2 separate regions of the Mus musculus genome follow, and region 1 is linked to region 2. The links are chromatin contacts, found by POLR2A ChIA-PET in ENCODE. All regions are on one chromosome and are shown on one strand. The core of a region is the stretch at or near the end of the contact, and the rest is flanking DNA. Distances in the headings are between cores, read along the strand shown.

Evidence for each region. ChIA-PET counts read pairs that join two places held with the same protein, here RNA polymerase II (POLR2A).
Region 1: POLR2A ChIA-PET joins it to region 2 with 10 read pairs in embryonic stem cell. The contact joins the promoter of Upk3b here to the promoter of Ywhag in region 2. POLR2A ChIA-PET finds 5 or more read pairs at or near these places in 3 of 5 experiments (Patski and embryonic stem cell).

What each region holds. Positions count from the first base shown.
Region 1 is chr5:136,037,208-136,040,327 of GRCm38, forward strand. Upk3b (uroplakin 3B) reads left to right here and starts at 1,289. Exons shown (of 6, transcript NM_175309.4): 1 at 1,289-1,679; 2 at 1,835-1,984; 3 at 2,807-3,032. The coding sequence starts at 1,595.
Region 2 is chr5:135,933,016-135,936,460 of GRCm38, forward strand. It overlaps Ywhag (tyrosine 3-monooxygenase/tryptophan 5-monooxygenase activation protein, gamma polypeptide), which reads right to left and starts at 1,626. Exons shown (of 2, transcript NM_018871.3): 1 at 1,308-1,626. The coding sequence starts at 1,394. It overlaps Gm40346 (a long non-coding RNA gene), which reads right to left and starts at 1,301. Exons shown (of 2, transcript XR_868594.2): 1 at 1-1,301.

The sequences.
Region 1 (3,120 bases), core at 39-2,538, 100 kb after region 2:
TGAGGATCAGTATGTGAGCTTTTGCGTATTTCTACTGCCACGCCATTGCTCCACCATCATGGACTCTAACCCTCCAAACAGCAAGCCCAACTAAATGCTTCTTTTATAAGTCGCCTTGGGCATGGTGTTTTGTCATAGCAATGGAAAGGTGACTACATCAGCATGGATGCAAGGAACTGTGTACCAACCAGGTCTTCAATAACAAACAAAAAAGGCACATTCATGCTGCTGTAGTAGTGCACACATGAATCCCAGAATTTGGAAAAAGGTGGCAAGAAGATCATGAGTTCAAGGCCAGCCTGGACTACACAGCAAGAATTCCTAGTTGGCCAGAGATTCTTAGCAAGATCTGTTTGAAAAGCATACACACACACAGGGTCACTGGTCTGTGGGTCTTATAGCGGGTGTGTGTGTGTGTGTGTGTGTGTGTGTGTGTGTGTGTGTGTGTGTGTTTGGTTGCCAGGTTGCTTGCAGAAGCTAGCAGTGCCTATCTGTGATCACAGGGGCATCAAAAGTTCAAAGACTGCCAGGCAGAGAGAGACACACGCCTTTAATCCCAACATTTGGGAGGCAGAGGCAGGTGGACCTTTGAGTTCAAGGCCAGCCTGGTCTACAGAGTGAGTTCCAGGACAGTCGGGGCTACACAGAGAAACCCTGTCTGGAAAAACCAAAAAAGGAAAAAAGAAAAAAAAAAAAAAGAGTTCAAAAGTCATCTTCTGTTATATAGTGAGTTTGAGGCTAGTCTGTACTACATGGGAACCTGTCTCAAAAACAGACAAACAAACTTAAAACGACATAGAATAAGACTCGTAGGGTTAGCACTCAGGAGACAGAGGCAGGCAGATTTCTGAGTTCGAGGCCAGCCTGGTCTACAAAGTGAGTTCCAGGACAGCCAAGGCTACACAGAGAAACTCTGTCTCGACAAAACAAAACAAAACAAACAAACAAAAAGGACTTGTAGGGTTTGTATAAACAAAATGTTTGTCAGTCACCAAAGGCTGTCCCGTCCTTTCGGAGGACTAGTGCTTCCACTGGAGAAGGAACGGACATTCCGAGCTGGGGAAGACATATCTCCTTGGGCACAGGCTACATGGAGGGCAGGCAGTGTCTGGGAGCTGCTTTGGGGCTGGACTAGGTCAGGGCCAGCCTACCACACAGGCTCTCCCCTCTCCTCACTTCCTGGATAAGGATGGATGGCCAGAGGGTGGCTCCTGGCACCCAGAGTTCAGGAATCCTAGGCATGTGGTTCTGGGCCCAGATAGAGGAGGGGAGTCTCCCTCCCAGGGCCAGGGAGTAAGGTGGTACCACAATTTAGACATCAGCTTTGGGATGGAGGTGACTGGGGGGTCACGTGAAGGCCAACCCTAAATGGCTCCTCTCCCTTAGTTCTGGAGTGGGGCCCCTGTTCAGGAGCCCACTGAGCCCCTCCCTGGGGTGGGCTGGGAGCAGGGAGGGGTGAGCTCATAGGTTCAGGTCTTTCCTGTTCTCCTGGCAGTCCAAGTGACCAGCAACTGTAGGCCAGAGGTGTCGGAGGTGGGGTGAGACAGGACCAGCCCCTAAGCCTGGTCAGGCCTGATCAAGTGCTGTGGCAGTCATGGTGCGAACGCGGTGGCAGCCTCACCCTCCGCCGCCCCTGCTTCTCCTGGTGCTCGTGTGGCTCCCCCAAAGCCTGAGTCTAGGTGAGTGGAGCTCTTGCAATGGATGCCCTTAGCCAAACCTAGGGTTCTGGGAACCTATTACACCTCCTGGACCGAGAGAATCGGGGAGGGGAGGGGGAGCCCCACAGAACAGCAGTGCTTATCTCGATTCTCACCTTTGTCCCCCATGGCTATAGACCTGATTGCCTACGTGCCGCAGATAACAGCCTGGGACCTGGAAGGGAAGATCACAGCCACTACATTCTCTCTGGAGCAGCCTCGGTGCGTCTTTGATGAGCATGTCTCAACTAAGGACACCATCTGGCTAGTGGTGGCTTTCAGCAATGGTGCGTGCTGAGGACTTGGGGTCTTGGGGTGAGGGCATGGGCTGAGAAGAGATACCCGAGGATCTGGGTGGATGGTAACATTGACCTTGTCTCTGGGTGTGAGGGTCAGGACTGTAGATTAGATTAGCCAGGGATGTGTTGAGCACAAGGTGGGCAAAGCCTGTCCTTTTTTTTTTTTTTTTTTTGAGACAGGGTCTGCTGTAGCCCAGGTGACCTTAAACTTCTGAGCTTACTGCCTCCACCTTCCAATTGCTGGGACGGTGGGCATGCACAACCATGCCAGTCCATGTGGTACCAGGGATAGAGGCCAGGGTTTATGCATTGCTAGGCAAGTACAACCTTCCTAATGCTGACGCCCCTTCAACGCAGTTCCTCATGCTGTGGTGACCCCCACCCCAACAAAAAAATTATTTCATTGCTATTTCATAACTGTAATTTTGCTACCAATACGAATTTTTAATGTAAATATCTCATGTGTGATCCTGAGTTGTTGGAGCCCCGATGGGGATCGAGACCCATTATGTCACCTGGGGAAGTGGGGTCACGCCCTCTGCAGATCGCTTCCTGGGACAGAAGCAGTCCGCTGCTCTCTATTCCTTTAAAATAACTGTCTTGCACTTGCTTATTTATTGTATGTAGCAGTCCAGACGTGATCGTGGGCAATTCAGAGGACAGCTTGAGGGAGTCAGGTCTCTCCTTCCAACCTGTGGGTCCTGGGGATCAAACGTAGGTCGGCAGATTTGGCCACAAGCGCCTATCTTATTAATAGACCTAACAGGGCCACAGCCTGCTCTTGCCTCTATCTGTCCCTTTTTCCTCCAGCCTCCAGGGACTTTCAGAACCCACAGACTGCTGCTAAGATCCCGACCTTCCCACAGCTGCTGACTGACGGCCACTATATGACATTACCCCTGTCCCTGGATCAGCTGCCATGTGAGGACCTGACCGGTGGCAGTGGAGGTGTCCCCGTGCTTCGGGTGGGCAATGATTTTGGCTGTTACCAGCGACCCTATTGCAACGCCCCCCTCCCCAGCCAGGGCCCTTACAGGTGGGTTGTCAGGAGCCCCTGCCCTGGGATTGGGTGTCTTCAGGGAAGGAGGTGGGACTTCTTGGACTAAGATTCAGACCCTGCCCCC
Region 2 (3,445 bases), core at 376-2,875:
TTACATAAGATAGGAAGTTAGATATTAACAGAGTGGAAAACCCAATTATTAATTTTTGAAAACTGTAATAGTAATTTTTCTACTGAATTTTGGAATATTGAGCACCTCCCCCCCACCCCCGCTGGCAAACTGGTCCCCAATTCATTAATAAATTGAGAGTAACTGACAAAATGGTGCAACTAGTTAGGATTTTGCATCTCAGACAAAAATGCGACAGTATTCCCTTCTCGTCAGAACGAGGATACATTAGGTCAGAAGAAAAAAAGCCTCGGATACATTTAACAAAAAAAAAAAAAATTCTTTTAAAAAGACTTTTTCCCCTTTAAAATAAATCCTCCCAGCCTCCACCCAGTCTAGGCTCTCTGCAATATGACAAATGCAGAATCTTCTGGAATGACTTGATACTGCCTCCCACCACCGCTTTGTTTGCAGTATCAGATCAGACAGAATATTTTTTTACACTCAAACGAATTTCTGCAGACTCGTGCCTGCAATTAAAAGAGAAACTGCATATCTCAGTCAGTTAACATTCAAAGGCATTATAGTTAACCCTTTGAAATGGAAAATAAATAAAATGAAAAATGAAGATGCTATATAGAGGGCCATGAATGGGAATGCCAGCAACACACATATCCCTCCCTTCCTAACAGACTTGCTTTGGGGAATGGTTAAAAGGAAGCCTTTTGTTAAAAAAAAAAAAAACAAAAAAAAAAACGTGAGAAAGGTGGTTTCGATTTTACATCATTGAGGCTGGGTTTTTTTTTCTTTTTTCTTTTAGGAGAGGGGGTCCTACATTTTTTTTCTTCCCGAAACGTCTTTAAAGGATGTGTCAGTGGGAAAGATTGGGGGGGGGGGTGATGGAGTGGGGAGGCGGCAAACTGGGAGACCTGCTGAGTGAATGGGGAAGGCGCCGCCCAGACACCAGGGAGAGAAAGAGGAACCGCATCCATGCGGTCCCCCCGCCCCCACGCCTAAACTGGGAGGAGGGGAAGTGGGGCACAAAGGATGCGCACGGCCCCCAACTCAGGTCTCTGGACATTCAGGGTCACAGAGAGACCCCCACCCCACAGCAGAAACCAGCCACGCAAGACCCCGCCCCAGCCCCGAACTCGGAGAGGCTGGGAAAGAGGCCGCGTCACCACTCGGGTGCATGAGCCCCCGTCCCCAACCCCTCCAAGGAGTGAGATGGAGAGGTGACCCTATAGTCGTGACAAGACAACATGCCCCTGGAGCATGCCTTCCACGCCGAGGAACGCGGTGTCGGGAGAGGCTGGGGCGAGGCAGGGGGGAGGGGAGGAGACACTCACGTTCTTCATGGCCGCGGCCATATCGTCGTAGCGCTCCGCCTGCTCGGCCAGCCGGGCTTTCTGCACCAGTTGCTCGCGGTCCACCATCTTCACAGGGCTGAAGAGGATCGGCTGGAAAGAAGGAAACCGAAGACCGCCTTGAAGGGCTTCAGGAAAAGAGAGGAGCGGCTTGGAGCTCGTGTGTCGGAGGGACCGACCCACGAAGCAAGCTACTGAGACGAGGAGGAGAAGGAGGCGGCACGAGCTGCGACCGCGGGACCCGGCGCAAGGAGGCTGCGGCTCCAATGCGTGCCGCGGGCGGACAACCCCCTGCGGTCCCGCCCACACGGGTGACGTAAAAGTCACCGCCTACTCGCGCATGCGCGCGCCCCGCCCGGTCCCGCCCGGTCCTGCATTTACTGGGCTTCTCTTCTACTGGAACATTCGCGGTGGCTCTTTGCGATTTTCTCAGTGTATCCCCAGTACTACACTGCTCCCTAATGTGCCCCTTTCTTCACTTTACCGTAAATCCTCAGCTTCATCAAACCCACCTCTCCTTGCCCCCTGGGGGCCTCTCCCCCCCCCTTTTTTTTTTTTTTTTTTTTTTTTTTGCATAGCTTCTGGCGCGTGACCTCCTGGGAATTGTAGTTTGACCTGCAGCAAGCTGAATTACAGAGCAGACCAAGGACAAAGGGGTGGTGGAGACTACATCTCCCAGTGGGCATTGCGCGCAGGCAGAGGCGGACCGGATGGGGGGCAGGGTCTAACCCGCAGCCGCTGGGGACCCCTGGCGGGGAAGCAGTCTACACTAGCCTAAGCGAGTGCTGATTCACGGCCTCGCCCCATAGCCTCTGGGCAGTTGGAAGGAAAGAAAAGGTCAAGGCCTTAGATCTGGACTCTCTGAAACTGAAGTAACTGGTCATGGTGGAGGGGTAGGGGAAAAACACGAATATAAAGTAGGCAGAAGAAGTACAGACACCGTAAATCCAAACTGCCCAACCACCACCATGGAAAAGATGGAAAAGGTGAACCTGTCCTAGAGATGGCCGCGTGAATGATGCAACCCTTGGACAACTGTCTAACACACACCCACCATGGTTGCAGTCTCCAGTGATGCACTTTAACATCGGACTTAACTGGATGAAATCATAGAATGACACATATCCGCCCGGTATATTGCCTATTTTCCCTAAATGGTGTAGCTGCCTGCAGACTGACCCTGGGGGACTCCCTTCTTCCTCTCCAGTGAACTGGACCAACGCCTGCCTGAACGCACACCCGCTATAGTTTTGACTGCGTATTTTATTTTCATTGTGTTTTTATGAGTTGTTTGGTTTGAAGTAGGGTCTTACACTTCTTAAGGTGACTCTAGACGAAGTTCTGGAATTATAGGCATGCACCAACACAATGGCCTTGACTGTAGAGTTTTGCTTCATCCATTCAACACGTTGAGCACCGGCCCAGTTCCAATGACTTTGTACATTAGCACACAACAATACACAAAGCAGACAAAGCACTCGGCTCAAAAAAAAAAAAAAAAAAAAAAAAAGGAGACAACTGTTTGAACCCACAACAAGCAGCTGACTAACTTTTAACATACCAAAGTGAACCTGGCCTCCAGGTTCTCCAGGCCAGCTGGGGCACAGGGGGAGGGGCTGCCCTTTGCCCAGGGGCTCTTCCCTATATAATCCAGACTTTTTGTTTACCCACCCCTTGTTTTGCTCCTTTTGTACCTTTGGCTTCCTGGCTGGTTCCCCTTTCTTCATGGTTCAGGGTCATGACCACTCTGGACTCTTCCAGATGTGTCTGCGTCTGGCTATGCCTCTTTTATATCTTTTTTTTTTTTCCCCGAGACAGGGTTTCTCTGTGTAGCCATGGCTGTCCTGGAACTCACTCTGTAGACCAGGTTGGCCTCGAACCCAGAAATCTGCCTGCCTCTGCCTCCCAAGTGCTGGGATTAAAGGCATGCGCTGCCACCTTGCCCCTTTTTTACCTGTAATAAACTCTCTCCTTAGCCGTACCTTAGGACCACTCATATCCTTTCCTTTCTTTTTTATTAATTTGTTTTACACTCAACAATCAGGATTGGTCTTTAATCCCAGCATCAGGAAGGCAGAGGCAGCCAGATTGCTGGTAATTCCAGCCCAGACAGCATCTCA